2 separate regions of the Homo sapiens genome follow, and region 2 is linked to region 1. Evidence: chromatin loops called from intact Hi-C (ENCODE). Cell type or tissue: endothelial cell of umbilical vein. All regions are shown on one strand.

Region 1 (8,000 bases):
AATGTAGGCTAGCTTGTTTTCAAATTTTAAAAGTTTAAAAATAAAATACTTTGCATTCTAAGTTGCCAATAAAATAGACCTTCAAGTTATTTTAATGCTCTTTTCTCACTAATAGGAACTTGTAATTCCAGCAGTAATTTAAAGGCTTTCAGAGAGACCCTGAGTCTTCTCTTCAGGTTCACAAAACCCGCCGCCTTTTTGGGTAGAAGTTTTCTACTCAGCTAGAGAGATCTCCCTAAGAGGATCTTTAGGCCTGAGTTGTGAAGCGCAACCCCCGCAAAACGCATTTGCCATCACAGTTGGCACAAACGCAGGGTAAACGGGCTGTGTGAGAAAACGGCCCTGACTGTAAACTGCTGAAGGTCCCTGACTCCTAAGAGAACCACACCCAAAGTCCTCACTCTTGCAGGGGTAGACATTTCTGGTTTGGTTTGTTCTCTAGATAGTTACACACATAAAGACACCACTCAAAAGGAAACTTGAATAATTTATAATTTTGATCGAGTTTCTTAAAAGACCCTGGAGAAAGAGTGGCATTTCTTCTGTTTCAGGTTTTGTCTGAGTTCAAACTAGTGCCTGTGTTGTTACGGAAAGCAGCAGTGTACCAGTGTCACTCTGGAGTACAGCGGGAGAAACACAAAATAGTATAACTGAAAACATTAACATTCAGACACACTCCCTTCTGCCTTCCGGCTTAAAGCTGTGGATGATCCACGTTTTTGTTTTTTTAATGTTAAATGTGTAACTCAGTATTACTGAAAAGGTACCCACATTTTGAATAGTAGTTATCACTCTTAGGTCAGACAGCCATCAGAATTCTCCCACACCAAGTGCATGTCAGTTGTGGAGAAAACATAGCAAAAAGAGCCGTACGCTCTTTACAGATACTAATGTCAAGAGTTAAACCTCCTCAGGTTCAACCTGTGATAAAAGACTAGTGCTTCCCAGTACTTGCATGGGGTTCACTATTTATAGTTTTCTTGGGAGTATCACAGGAAAATCACAATTACACCACTTTAGACCCTATGTGTAGCAGGTCACAACTTACCCTTGTGTGTTTAGATGTGTATGAAATACCTGTATACGTTAGTGAAAGCTGTTTACTGTAACGGGGAAAACCAGATTCTTTGCATCTGGGCCCTCTACTGATTGTTAAAGGAGTTCCTGTCACCTGCTCCCCCCACCCCCGCATGCGTCTGTCCACTTGGCTAACTTTTAATATGTGTATTTTTACATTATGTATATTCTTAACTGGACTGTCTCGTTTAGACTGTATACATCATATCTGACATTATTGTAACTACCGTGTGATCAGTAAGATTCCTGTAAGAAATACTGCTTTTTAAGAAAAAAAATAACATGCTGAGGGGTGACCTATATCCCATGTGAGTGGTCACTTTATTTATAGGATCTTTAAAACATTTTTAATGAACTAAGTTGAATAAAGGCACAATTAAAAACTGTCATCAAAGCCCAGTTTAATGGGATTCCGTATTTGAGACTTGGATCCCACACTGTTTGTACTTTCCAAAGCCAAGCGGGTCCTTGTATTTCCAAGGAGGGGCATCCAGGCTGGTCCTCTCGTGCAGAGGGGGCACTCACGTGGATGAGCATTGCCCTCCGAGGGCCTCTGCCTTGTCAAGGGCACCCTCCACCTTGGCCAAGGCCCTGCCACCAGGTCTGGCCTTTACAAAGCCAAGTCCTCTTGAGAACTCACGTGCCACGGGCTATCAGGATGGATGCGAATTGACCTACATGTTTTGTGGGACTATAACACCCAACAACCTACTGCTGTAAACCACCCACCACCATAAGTATTTATTAGGTATGTGTGTGTGGTCGAGAAAGTGTACCCTTGGGGGACCCAGTGGGGAGCTGCTGGCATCGTGTACAGATGCAGCACACACACACTTCAGCACTCAGACCAGACAAAAAGTGGCCAACCTCATCATCTAGGGAACTCTGAGCCCAGCTCCCGTTTAAGTAGGCACCTAAAAGTCTGTTGAAAAATACAAGGGAGTGACCTGAGAAAACTGCCTTCCCAGGCCAGCTGCTCAATAGAAGCGTCTGCGTCCCTTGTCCCGTCTTCGGAGCTCCCCGTGGGTGCTGTAGCCCCACTCACTTCCCTGACATCACCAGAGCACATGCTCAGTATGTTGCCACCTCCCAAATCCAGAAGGGTGTGGTCTTAGATGCCATGGAAGCGATTCTGTACAATGCCGAGTCAGTCACAGGCTGATGTGGCAGCTGGTGGCTTGTGTCACTGTGTCACCCACCTCCGCAGCAGGCCTGCTCCCTCCCTGGGAAAGAGCTACTTCAGGGTAGGGCCACATTGCCAAGGTATCTTGAGATCCATTCATGCCAACTTTCATTTTCATGGAAACTCGTGAACTCGTGCTGGAACATCTTTAACCCCAAATCAGGAATTTACGTCTTTGTTATTAGCAGGGACACTTAAAAAAAAAAAAATACAAAACTTGGCCAGGTGTGGTGGCTCACGCCTGTAATCCCAGCACTTTGGGAGGCTGAGGCGGGAGGATCACCTGAGCTCCGAAGTTCTGGACCAGCCTGACCAACATGGAGAAGCCCAAGTCTTTACTAAAAAATACAAAATTAGCCGGGCGTGGTGGCGCATGCCTGTAATCCCAGCTACTCGGGAGGCTGAGGCAGGAGAATCGCTGGAACCCGGGAGGTTGGCGTGAGCTGAGATCGTGTCACCACATTCCAGCCTGGGCAACAAGAGCGAAACTCCATCTGGAAAAAAAAAAAAAACACAAAACACTTGGCAACTTGATTGAGAATCAACAGATTTAAAATGAGGTATCCCTGCTGTAAATGTGAGAGGCTAGAAAGGATGGAACCCCTAGTTTGGAGATTCAGACTGATGTGAAAAGGTGTGTGCTTCATATTCTGAGACAAAGACCTAGTGAAATAAAACAGCCTTTTTTAAAATTTTTATTTTCAGTACATTAAATTTACTCATAAAAACATTCTAAAAATGTACAATTTGTCCTTTTTAACAAAGTATAATAAAACATAAAAACCCCAAAAACAGAATACTTGACATTTACAATTCAAAATCAAATTAGCGGAATATTAAATATTTACAAAACTATATCTTTTAAAAATATTTATAAAGTTACATGCAATTTTGTAGAATTGACAAAAGAATGGCTCAAAAATGGGAGAATTTTCCTTCATTCCTAAAAAGAAAATATGTCCAATAGAAGCTGTGAAGGTATCGAGTACACAAGGTGTCCAGTTTCAGTACCAAAGCCTTCTCTTTTTGTGCACGTAAGACTCACACATGTGATGAGGGCTTGTTACAACGCACGTGAGGCCGCGGCGGATGGCCACTGCCCCCTTCCTTGGTGAACAGTGGAGCAATGTTAACCTTTGGCCTCAACCAGCACAGTATATGGTTTTCTAGAATATTGCGAGTGTTGAGTGTTGATTAAAGATGCTTTCATTCAGACCCTTGGGACTTTTCAACAAATTCGCCTCTTCAGAACCCATGGCTTTCAGTGCCACCTGACTCATTCTTTGGAAGTCACCTGCATGCTGGAAATGGCAGCCACCCCCGCTCAGGTCGCACAGGACTCTCCTCTGGGACAGCAGTCGAGTCAAGCAGGGAGACGGCTTTCCTCACAACCTTGAAGACCATCAGTCATCATGATGTACAACGAGCAAGGCATAAAATAAAACACTGGGAAGCAGGAAGAGTGACAAGAAAATGACAGGGAGCAAGGAGGGTGCAACCCAGTTCCCATCTGGCAAGTGCCTAAAGCCCCGCTCAGCCTCTGTTCCAGCTGGGTGATGTTTAGGCAAAGTCACTACCCCGCCCCACTACTGTGCCCCAAGACAGAGTCTGTGGTATAAACTAACTGTGCTGACTTTGGGCAATAAAGGACCTAGAATTCTAAGTACTGAATTAAAAATACAGAACCTACTAACACTACTGTATTAACAAGCTGACTCCTGTAATCTTTTGGAGATGACAGATGATACTGGTTTTTAAAATACCCAATCACATATATGCATTCAAGAAAATATTTTGTCTTTATTTTTATTACAAGTGCGCTAGCTCCCATTTCCTCAGTGCTCTTTAGCAATGAGTTTTTATGTTAAACACTTCCAACTGTCAGTATTACCATGAAATCAACATTAGAAAATAAGGTAGAAAACTGAGTGTTTTGCTTAAAAAATAAAAAAGGATTAAATAGCTGTTGTATCCAAACATCACGTTCTGCTTCCATCTCTACATTCCACTTTCCCCATTCTTGGAGATTAAAAAAACAGGGTTAGAAACTTTAATATCTGACAGACTACAAAGGGCAAAGACGTGGCACATGGCCAGTGCCACACCTACCTGGTTGCCACAGCATTCTGAAACAGACCACACTTTCAGGAAAATGACTAAGTACTTGAAAGGGTCAGTATGTTCTGTGTTTTCAGATGAGGAAGTCTGATGACCGCAAAACGCTCTTCAGACGCGCCGACCTTGGTGGCTTTTGGAGAGATGCATCCGAGCTCGCTGCTGGCAAACTCTCAAGTCCAAGTGTGCGGCTCCCTCCGGAAAGAGGCCTCACGGATGGGTGGTTCCATTTTCTCTGCGCTGTGTAGCTCCTACTTACAGCTGACGATTCTCGACTTCGGACGGCCTCCCTGGAGATGTCACACGCCGCCCATGCACGTTCAAGACGACTGGCAGCTCCGCAGAGGCCTTCGCTGCTGGGAACACAGCCGTGACAGTGTCGGAACTCATCTACCTCAACGCTGAATGGCAGGCTCCAAGTTGAAAAGTTTCTGTTTTAATGTTTTGCTGGATTTAAGGTTAACCTCTAATACTTATCAAAATAGTTACGTGGGTAACAACAGACGCTTTCATTCCCCTATACTGACCACTAAAACAAAAATTCCAATGTTTTTTCCTTTTGTTATGAGACGGTTTTCAACAATTTCAGTGTTGAAATAGGATTTATTTAAAATATTTCTTTGCTTAAAAAAACCAAAAAATTTAAAAGTTTGGCTTTCAGCACATATCCAGGCCACTGTAATGGCCTTCAGAAATATTAAAATCGTAAACATCAATGAACACTCTAAGTCTTCCTTAAACGTAATATGAGAAGGTCCAGTCTAGTACTCTTTAAGGCAAAGTTGTGTCAGTTCTCATTATTTTGACATTTTGTAGTGTTTACAATTTAAGAGATCAACGTAACATTCCCCTAAATAGCTGTTGTAATAAGCATCACCATTACTTCAACACTGTAATACTGTGTACCATGAGGAGAAGAGGTCTGTTAATTCTGCATTGCATAGAAATAAAATTCAACTAAAATAAAACTAAAAAATTCTACTAAAAGCCTGTCATAAAAAAAATGTAACAACTTTCTGCTTTAGTTTCTATGAAGTTAGGAACTGCTCTTCAAATTGAACGCTCACATCACAAGGCCTCATTCTAGGGTATTCTTCTGATTTACATCAATTTTTCATGAGGCTGATTGTCCCATTTTAAGAATAGTCTGAATATTATAATTTTTTTTAAAATAAATATCCAACTGCAAAATCCCAACTGCAAGATTTTACCAATCAGTATTTTAACATTGAAGACTTTAGCATTTTCGATAAGAGTATTATTTGAGCAGAAAATTCCCTTTAACCTTGAAGATTTAAGTCCGTAAATTTCAGACAAAAGGCTTTCATTTCCGTGGGTTGAAATTTAGAGATCTACAGTGAGGACTTTTATTACTACCTAACCAAAACCAGACTTGCACAGATCTCGCAGCTCTCGGGTGTGTGGCCTCTTCCAGAGTCCTACCACTTCCCACTGTTTTCCAAGTAATTTTTAACGGAATTAACTATCAATACACAGCCTAATACAAAAGAAGTTGACAGGAGAAAATTCCCAATCTTTTGCTGATAAATGACAGGACTGTATCATTGTTGAAATGTCTGTCTCAGGTGTGAATCCGCTAGCGATAAGCCTCGGGGTTGGAGGTTCTTGGGGAGCCCGTGGGAGATAAAGCAACTTGCAAACTCTGCTGAGGACGTGCAGCATCCTCACAGCCACTCACAGAGCCGCGCTGTCGCCGTCCCCCCTCGAGAGGTCATTTGTAGTGGAAGATAGGGCTCAAAGCCACTGACTGGCTGGGAAGAAAGATACTCTCAAAGCTTTGACGACTATGGATTCTCTGGGACTTGGACCCTTAGAAATTAAGTTGTTGCGAGTAAACTATTTCTATTTAATAACGTAGTTTAGATTTATTTGCAGAAAAAAATTAAAAACCTGAAACTGCTACAAGTGCTTGGAGGAGGGAAGGAAATACTAAAACCTCTGTTGCGTCCTAAGTCGAGTAGCCTCTGCTGGTGCTGACTCTTTCAATATGGATTATTGGAGTCTCTTGCACTGACTGTTCTCAGAGGAGTTTGGCTCCCAGAACCGCAGAGATTTACATCAGGGTACATTCTTCTGTAGTGCAATCCTTAAAAATCCCAGAGATTAGTGCTAATCACTTTAGGAACAGAACAAAACAAAGTCGACATTTTCCCTAGCCCAGGGGTGTCAGGAGTCCGGCGGGTGGAACTCCACTTGGAGAACTCCAAGCTCGGTTCTCGATTCAGACCACGTGTAGCTGCCCTGGAATTGACGTGTGAGCCTAGGAGGGCCAGTGATGGCAATGCTCTTCGGGAGACATGGCGTCTCTGCACTGCAACCAAAAGTGGAGGTGGCCGATCTCACCAGCCACAGAGATGCCCACTAGGCGAGTTCTGACACCAAGCTCCAATCTAGGGTTTTGGCAATAAATCGAGTTTGATGCACTTCTACGCTAGATTTTCTATCCAGTCTAGGAAAAGTAAAGCACCTTTGGATTAAAAAGATTAAGCTCAACAGCAACTAGACTTCTCAGTTTTGTATTTAATTTTCCTTATGTCTCCATGGCTTAATAACGTTCTGTTGCCAGAGAAAAATATCAATCTGTGGAGTCCAGACTTTCTGCTGGAGGGGCGTATTTCAACCTAAAAGTACCTAGAGAGAGGGGAAAAAAGAGGTCAAATTTGAATGACTGTAGAATCACCACCAACCACCAATCTGTCCAGTCATGTCCAGAGCCACTGGGCAAGATTCTGGTGCTGGAAATCTAGGCCACCCATCCTGACCGTTTCTACTCCCTTCCTGCCCCTGCAAAATGGGACCTAATTTTACAAGTTTATCAAATCTGACCGGGGTGAAATGACTCAGGAAAAGTTCACCATCTTTTTCTTTGGGAGCTTCCTCTGGGAGTCAGGCTCTGCACACGTCAGGCGGGCTGCTCTAACATGCGTCCTTTCACTGGGTGAGGGCAGGTGAGCGCTGGTGAGTGCCCCGTGCCTCTGGAGATGCAGCCAGCTTTATGAAGGGAGGCACAGGCCCACCCGGGCCCGCATGGCAGAGCGCCTGTCAACCCACCTTGCCTGCAGGCCTGCTGAGTCAGCAGGCGTGTTTCTAAAAACTCTCCAGGTGAACGTGATGTTACAGGCAGGTCTGAGAATCACAGATCTAGTGCAACCCTTAGAAGCAACTGGAAGTCTGCAGAGATCAAGTGACTTTGGCAAGGTGGCACCATGAGTTGTCAGAGTTGGGACCCACCTTCCCAGTCCCCCGTTTCCAAAACAGACAGCAAGAAGAACCCTATTACAACTACATCAGACATCCACTGGGATTTGACTAAAGGAGACAAAAAAATAGCGGAGATAAAACAGGAGGGAACGGAAGATGCAGCATGGCTGAGGGGTGACAGCCCCCCACACCCACAGCCGCGCCGGCAGGGAGGGGCAGAGGGGACAGCGAGCCCCACCCCAGAGGGTCCGGAATGCCGATGCGCCACAGCCTGAGGGCCCCAGTGTTAAGCCAGGGGGCAGCACTGAATCCCTCACACGTGCCTCTCTGGGCTCGAATCAGGACACGGCAGTCCAGGGAGGCCCTGTCCACACTGGCTAAGCACCTTCTAGAACCAGAGGCT
Region 2 (8,000 bases), 58 kb after region 1:
CCTCAGTCCCCATCGACAGAGACCTGCTAAGCACAGACAGTGTACCTGCAGGTGACGGCCGCCCCCAAGCTGTGGGTGGGGGAGGCCCTCCTGACCACCAGTGCTCCCAACACACAACAAGCGCAGAAACAAGCCACGGGCTAGCCAGGCTCGTCCCACCCCTCCTGCTTCCTGGGTTCAGTGATGGTGTGAATGTGGAATAAGCCGGAAGGGGCCCAGAGGGGCGAGAGGAGGGGGGTAGCAATAACCTTCATTCCCTCCCCATCAGTATTTTAAAATTTCACAGCCAAAACACATTTATAACTTATAGGATTTAGAAGAATAAAAATGGCCAATGCTGTAACTTCTTTACAGTCTCAATGTATTTCAAAATTTCGGAGGATATGAGAGGCGTAAGATTTTAAAGTTCATCAAAAGAGCTGATAAGCAATGCTGCATTCACAGTATGGGAAAGTACATGGCACAAGCAGCCTGGAAAATGGCCTGACCTCTCCAGCCTCCACTTGTTCTTTCATCTCATACCTGGACGGTAGGTGGCAGTTGACCAAAACATCCCCTAAGTTCACTCACAAGCACAGATCCCAGCACTCGCTCTGCAGAGGGCTGGCCAGGTAGGCGTGGCCTCGACCTCAGACAGGATGAAAGTGGAGGCGGAAGCTGGAGTTGGGAGGAAAGGGTGGAGACTGCTGCCACTCCGGCAGGACCAGCACCTGCTGTATTCCACAGACAGCAAGCCACAGGGGCCACACCCAAGTCCATAGCGAGATCCTCTGATCCCAGCTCTGTCAATGCCCCTGCCCCCCAGCAAGAAGCCCTCCTGGGCTGTTCATGCAGGGAGAGGGACTAACAGATCCCACGCGGCTCAACAGATGCCTTCCAAGAAAAGCAACTTGTCACAGGGCTACATAATTGGGAAGTTTATGTAACTCGAGAAAATAAGGCCGGGCGCAGCAGCTCATGGCTATAATCCCAGCACTTTGGGAGGCTGAGGCAGGAGGACTGCTTGAAACTATGAGTTTGTTACTGGCCTGGGTAACAGCGAGACCCTGTCTCTATTTAAATTTCTAAAAAAGTAAAAAAAAAAAAAAAAGTCCTAGCCATGCAGCAACTCCTCCAGAAAGTCAATTCTTTGGATAACTTAATAACATGTTATCAAGAAAATAAAATTTTTTGAATTTCTTATATTTGTAATTTAAATTGGGTGATTTCCTTCCGATTTAACAAAGTCTCTTTCATTATTCTATGGTTAGAGAACCCAGAAATGAACTCCTTTCCCACTAAACAAGATAATAGAACCGATACAAGTACGATACAAATCTTACACAAGGAGATTTTTAGTTCCAAACAGTACATATTACTTTGCAAGACAACTCAGGAGGTTAACACATTAACTGTACAAGAAACACAGCCAAGGCCGGGTGCAGTGGCTCACGCCTGTAATCCCAGCACTTTGGGAGGCCGAGGCAGGTGGATCACAAGGTCGGGAGATCAAGACCATCCTGGCTAACACGGTGAAACCCCGTCTCTACTAAAAATACAAAAAATTAGCCAGGCATGGTGGCGGGTGCTTGTAGTCCCAGCTACTCGGGAGGCTGAGGCAGGAGAATGGTGTGAACCCGGAAGGTGGAGCTTGCAGTGAGCCGAGATCGCGCCCCAGCACTCCAGCCTGGGCGACAGAGACTCTATCTCACAAAAAAAAAAAAAAGAAAAAAGAAAAAAGAAAAAAAACAAACACGGCCGAGGCCAGGCTTAGTGGCTCACGCCAGTAATCCCAGCACTTTGGGAGGCCGAGGCAGGCAGATCACCTGAGGTCAGGAGTTTGAGACCAGCCTGACCAACATGGTGAAACCCGTCTCTACTAAAAATACGAAATTAGCCAGGCATGGTGGCGCACGCCTCTAATCTCAGCTACTGGGGAGGCTGAAGCAGGAGAATCGCTTGAACCCCGGAGTTGGAGGTTGTAGGGAGCCGAGATTGCGCCATTGCACTCCAGCCTGGGCAACGAGAGTGAAACTCTGTCTCAAAGAAAAAGAAAAAAAGAAAAAAGAAACACAGCTAGGTGCAGTGATTCACACCTGTAACTCCAGCACTTTGGGAGGCCAAAGCAGGAGGATCACTTGAGGCCACGAGTTCAAGGTCAGCCTAGGCAACATATTGAGACCCCCATCTCTACAAAAACACAAAAATTAGCTGGGTGTCGTGGCCTGTGCCTGCAGTCCCAACTACTTGGGAGGCTAAGGTGGGAGCATCGCTTGAGCCCAGGAGTTTGAAGCTGCAGTGAGGTATGATCATATCAGTGCACTCCAGCCTGGGCGATAGCGAGACCCTGTCTCAAGAAAACAAAAGAAATATAACCACAGCAGAGCCCATTCGATTTGGCCTGATGCATGAACCTCCACATTCTCTTAGCTACTTTGGTACATATTCTAAGTCCTGGTTCTAAGAAGAGAAAGTGAGCTGCCTTTTCTCTTTTTTAAGAGACGGAGTCTCAGCTGGGCACGGTGGCTCACGTCTGTAATCCCAGCACTCTGGGAGGCCGAGGCGGACAGATCACCTGAGGTCAGGAGTTCGAGACCAGCCTGGCCAACATGGTGAATGAAACCTCGTCTCTACTAAAAATACAAAAACTTGCCAGGTGTGGTGGCGGGCACCTGTAATCCCAGCTACTCGGGAGGCTGAGGCAGGGGGATCGCTTCAACGCGGGAGGTGGAGGTTGCAGTGAGCTGAGATTACACCATATTGCACTCCATCCCGGGTGACAGAGCAAGACTCCGTCTCAGGAGAAAAAAAAACAAACAGAGTCTCTTCTGTCACTCAGGCTGGAATGCAGTGGCACAATCATAACTCACCGCAGCCTCGACCTCCTGGGCTCAAGTGATCCTTCCACCTGAGCCTCCTGAGTAACTGGGACCACAGGTGCACACCAGCACGCACAGCTGAGAGTGAGCTGCCTTGACAACCAGCATCAGCAGTTCCAACTTTGCTGGTAGTGGCAAACCTTCCTGCCCCAAAAAGAAACACGTGTGATCAGTGCGTTCTCGCACACACACACCGCCTGCCCACCCTAAAACACTCCAAAGAGACACAAAGGAAAGCCAGCCTCCCAACTCTCAGCCTGCTAGGGGAGGAAGGGGAGAGGAGGGCTGAGCAGGGGAAAACACAGCCTTGGAGAGAAGGAGAGCAGTACTGATTAGTGCTTCTCGGCCTCGACAGCACACTGGAACACCAAGGCCCTGAGAAAACCACATCCCACACTCCCCACCAAAATCAGAGTTTCTGGAAACGGGGCTTCTTTTGTTTTGTGCCTGAAGCTTCTCTGGTGATTCTAATTTGCAGCTAGGCTAAGAACCAACCACGACCCCAAGTCCAGGTTTTATACTGCACCCATCATCCGGTCCAATCCCGGCAAGGACAAAGAGGAGACCCAGAGAAAACAGGAAGTCTTTTCCCCACGCAGACAGGAAGAGCTAAAGGCTGTAGGTCCGTCTGCCACAACCACAACTGGAAGGGGAAAGCCCGTGAGCCACCCTAGCAAAACACACACTGCATCTGACATCAAGACAGGAAGGAAAACTCTTTAGAATGGCAACTGCTGGAAAAGAAAGACCTGTTTTCCTCCGTATATTTTCCCAAGGAATTTCTTCTTAGTTTTCCACATGTTCACTTTTTCCAACCAAGCCTTTATCGTAACTTTGTTCCTTTGTTTACATTGAAAGCTGTCTTCACTTGTGTTTCCCAGAAATGCTGTTTTGGGGTTATTTTTGGTGAAGTTAGTTTGCTCCACGTGACCTATGTTCCACTCAAGTGCTCTCTGACTCAGGCTCACCCGCAGGACTCGTCATCTGGCCTGATGTGCACGAGAGGGAAGACTGACCGGCTCCAAAGGCTGCCTTCTGCTACTGCTAGGAAGGCAACGATAAGCTGCTCTCTTCCTCTCCACAGCCAGCCTCTTCCCACAACCCACAAAAACCCTCTGCCTGGCCCCTGCAACCTGGCATCCAGTCCTCCCCCAGCTCTTCACTCCATGCACTGCTGCCCTGGGCACAGCAGTCACATCTGCCTGGGGCCTTCGCCCTGGCTGTCCCCTCTGCCTGGAAGCGCCCCTGTGCCTTCCCATCTATACTCAAACGTCCTTCTTAGCAAGACTTCTCGATGCTCAGCAAGGCAGCTGTGTTTCTGGTTTGCTTTGTTCACTGCTGTTCCTTTGCACTTCGAACTGGGCCTGGCATGAAGCAGGCCGTTAATAAGGATCTGTAAAATACATCATGATATCACCAAATTTTAATGAAATTCAGAATCAAACGGAAAGCACTTCTATTTCAAACAAAAACTTCTGCAATCTACATTATGTAACAGACAATCAGATTGTTCCACCACATCTACAAAGCGCTAACCCAGGAATGAAATATGACTCTGAAGCAAGCTACTGGTAGTCACGGGGCACACCCGCCCCTGGGGCTCTTCCAGGAAAGCTGACTGAGGTTCCACAGTGGCCACACATCTAGGGGCACCTGGACTTGGGCAGCCCGCCTCTGGCTCTTATGCAATCACCCTTCTTACTGTTACAGTTTAAAGAGAGGAGGCCTCTGCTTCCAAACTTTAATGTGCAAAATGCCTCCGGATCTGGCTGAAACGCAGGTTTGATTCATGAGGTCCGGGGTGGGCCTGAGAATCTTGCATTTCTAACCAGCTCCCACATGATAATGCTGCTGCATGAATATTTCAAGGTAAATCTTCACCATGATCAAAACAGTCAAAGGCTCAACAGCCTCCTCTTATTTTTTTATTAAAAAAAAATAAACAGAGCCAGGGTCTCACCATGTTACCCAGGCTGATCTCAAACTCCTGGGCTCAAGCCATCCTCCCGCCTTAGCTGGGATTACAGGCGTGAGCCACCGAGCCCGGTCTCCGCAACGTCCCTTTAGATGGGATGGAAAAGGGAATCCCCGCACTGCGCAATTAGACCAGAGGGAATCAAAGGCCCTTCCAGGCAAGGGTGAGGAGCTACGCCTGCAGAAGAGCTGACGCTGGCTGCAGGTTGTGACCCCCGCTAACTACCCCCCGCCTCAGGTATTTACGCTTTTTTTTAAAAAAAGGTTTGTCCTTAGTTCATGCCGCCTGACAGAAAAAAACCCAGCACCACACAGGCTACTTTACAGCTCTGTGCTTACAACCCACTTTAATGTTCACGGACCTGACCATAACTTTTAGAAGAGAATTAATTTCTAAAAATCTATTTCCTGAAAGCTCTTCCAAAGACATCCAAGTGGGACGTGCTGACGCAGTCAGATGGAAGCACAGCCCCCCAACACTGACGGCAGCCTCGGTCTGCAGAAGACTCGCTGCACCCCACTGGTGGGCATTTGAAAACTGCTCAGAAAAACGGCAGTGAGCTTTTAGAGCAGGGTTTTAACCTTTTCTTTGTGCCAGCGACCTCTCTGGCAGTTCGATGACACCTACTGAGCCCTTCTAAGAAACATATTTTAAATGCATAAAATACACAGGACTGCAAACAAAGCCAATTATATTGAAAACCGTCATCTAAGTATTAGAAGACAAATGGGCTCCTCGAACAGAGTCTGTGGGTCTCAGCTCACTTCACAGGAGCGCTGAGCATGAAGGAGACTTGAAGACGCTTTCTACGACTGTGCAATCAAAGTATCTGTGACTGCATCTGTGACCAAGTCACAGGTACTGTTCGTATGACTGTGGATTCCTGCCTGCTTCCATAAAGGCAGGGAATGCTCAATTCCCAGTTAGAGGCTGGAGAAAGTGAAGTTGTGATGGCTTCCACTCTCCATGGCTAGGAGCCCCTACTGGGACAGTCACATCTAACCGTGCCCACCAGAGGGGCAGCCTGCCACTGCCCTCCTCACCTTGTTTCTTTACAAATACGGACCTGAACAGTATTCACATCAGCATGCCACATAAAAACAAGCCCTGGAAAAGCCTCACAGTCACTTTGGAGGTCACGTGTTTTTCATGAAAAAAAAAAATTGTTTTTTTTTTTTTTTTTACTAAAGAGACAGGGTCCCGCTATGTTGCCCCATCTGACCTCTAACTCCTGGCCTCAAAAGTGGTCCTCCACCAGATCAGACCTGTTGATAGATGAAAACTGTCTGCTTTCTCCTCTGGCGGGAGAAGACTATTCTTCCTTTTAAAAGGAAACTCGAATGAGGACTGCAAGCCTCTCGTTTTACCGGACACTAAACCCAAAATTAAGGATAATGGAGATCTGGTTTTTATCAAGCCTCAATAATGTAACACTGCCCCAAGCGAAAACAGAAAAAGATTTCATCCAACTCTGCACCCCTGGGGTAATTAAGCAAGAGAAACTGGGCACAGTTTACTGTCAGGCAAGCTCTCCTGGAGCAAATATGATTGGTAATAAAATGTCTGCCATTTCTGTTCACGGTGTGAGTACCTCTGGAGGACAGATGTACCACTATGACATGAATACAGCATCCCTTTCTCAACAGTAGGATCAGAAGCCTATTTTTAATGTCATCCCACCAATTCCCGTTGGTTCTGAAAATTGGAATAGGTGTCAAGGATCTGGAGATGACAACTTGACTTCCTTGGGGACTCTGAATTTCCCTGGTCGAACGGTTTCTTTTTCTTTTGAGATGGAGTCTCGCTCTGTCGCCCAGGCTGGAGTGCAGTGGTGCGATCTTGGCTCACTGCAAGCTCCGCCTCCCGGGTTCACACCATTCTCCTGCCTCAGCTTCTCAAGTAGCTGGGACTACAGGCGCGCACCACCACGCCCGGCTAATTTTTTGTATTTTTAGTAGAGACGGGGTTTCACCGTGTTAGCCAGGATAGTTTCAATATCCTGACGTCGTGGTCCGCCCGCCTCAGCCTCCCAAAGTGCTGGGATTACAGGCGTGAGCCACTGCACTTGGCCCCCAAAGTGCTGGGATTACAGACATGAGCCACTGCGCCTGGCTCCCAAAGTACTGGGATTACAAGCGTGAGCCACCGCGCCTGGCCCAACGGTTTTTTCTAATGGCTATTTCAAGGTAAGATTCTGTCTCTTAAGAATGGTACATTTAAGATAGATTATTAGATGTAAATCTTCATTTATTTGTATGTGTTCTCTAAAGATTCATGTGTTTTTTTATATGAAGAAGTTTAAGTGGCCTTTTGAAAGTAGGAAGGGTAGACGTACAGATGGTGACATCTGTACGTAACCATTTCAGGTTTCTTCCTTAAATAGTGGTATTCAGTATCCCACTGGCCAATGGTAAGGATTTTATTTAACATTTTAAAAATAATATTGCTCATTAAGAGATATCTTAAGGAAAAATTACATAAATTCAGGAGAGTATGTGTCATCACATTGTGTTGTGCATGTTCATTCAGCTGTTTTAGAATATGTTCTTATATTACAATAAATGATACCCTTAATTACATAGTCAAAAAAAAAAAAAGTGGTCCTCCACTTCAGCCTCCAGAGAAGCTGGGACTACAGGAGGCGCATGCCACCATGCCAGGCTTAACCTACAAACAGTTCCTTATCATCTACTGCCTCAGGTTCAAACCCCTTCCCCCGTTTTTTAGCACACTGTTAGATGTTTTTCCTAACTTAACTTATAAAGTCTTATTATTCCCTAACCTAGTGGTTCTCAACTGGGGGAAATTTTGTCCCCAGGGGACATCTGGCCACAGCTGAAAACATTTTCTGTGAACTGGGGTGGGGATTCTCGTGGCATGCAGCCAACGGAGACCAGCGATGCTGTTAAACATCCTGCAGAGCCCAGGACAGCTCCAGAGCAAGGAAGTACCTGCCCGCAGGCCTCAGGAGTGCCAAGGCTGAGAGGCCCTCCCTGATACAGTTTATTTTCCCTAATATTGAGTACTGCGTCTGCATGTGGAATACCTGGGAGCTGGCAAACGACGCAGGCTGAGAAAGCCAGGTCTAGACATCTTTAAAAAGAATACGGTCAGTTTAAAAAGCCAGGTGCCAATGGAATGCCTACGATGTCAAGACACATTGTGAG

The links. Hi-C counts contacts between places; a loop is a spot of excess contacts. Peaks named below come from ENCODE experiments on the same cell type or tissue, not always from the same donor. Only the 100,000 strongest peaks of a DNase experiment are listed, where the experiment ranks them.
Region 2: a loop joins it to region 1, with 5 times the contacts of the local background. A loop is called at or near these places in 10 of 110 quality-filtered maps.

The regions. Positions count from the first base shown.
Region 1 is chr16:87,403,309-87,411,308 of GRCh38, forward strand. It overlaps MAP1LC3B (microtubule associated protein 1 light chain 3 beta), which reads left to right. Exons shown (of 4, transcript NM_022818.5): 4 at 1-1,466. ZCCHC14 (zinc finger CCHC-type containing 14) reads right to left here. Exons shown (of 13, transcript NM_015144.3): 13 at 2,940-7,027. The coding sequence ends at 6,972. Among named protein-coding and RNA genes, the nearest start is that of MAP1LC3B, 15 kb to the left of the region's middle. RefSeq lists enhancers at 3,874-5,073, 4,394-4,833. In endothelial cell of umbilical vein, no CTCF peak of the experiment used is centred here; a DNase peak (open chromatin) is centred at 4,483; H3K27ac peaks cover 1,807 bases.
Region 2 is chr16:87,461,047-87,469,046 of GRCh38, forward strand. All of the region lies in intron 1 of ZCCHC14 (zinc finger CCHC-type containing 14), which reads right to left. It also overlaps the pseudogene NR3C1P1. Among named protein-coding and RNA genes, the nearest start is that of ZCCHC14, 28 kb to the right of the region's middle. In endothelial cell of umbilical vein, a CTCF peak has its summit at 519 (motif pointing right); DNase peaks (open chromatin) are centred at 615, 3,605 and 4,405; H3K27ac peaks cover 3,567 bases.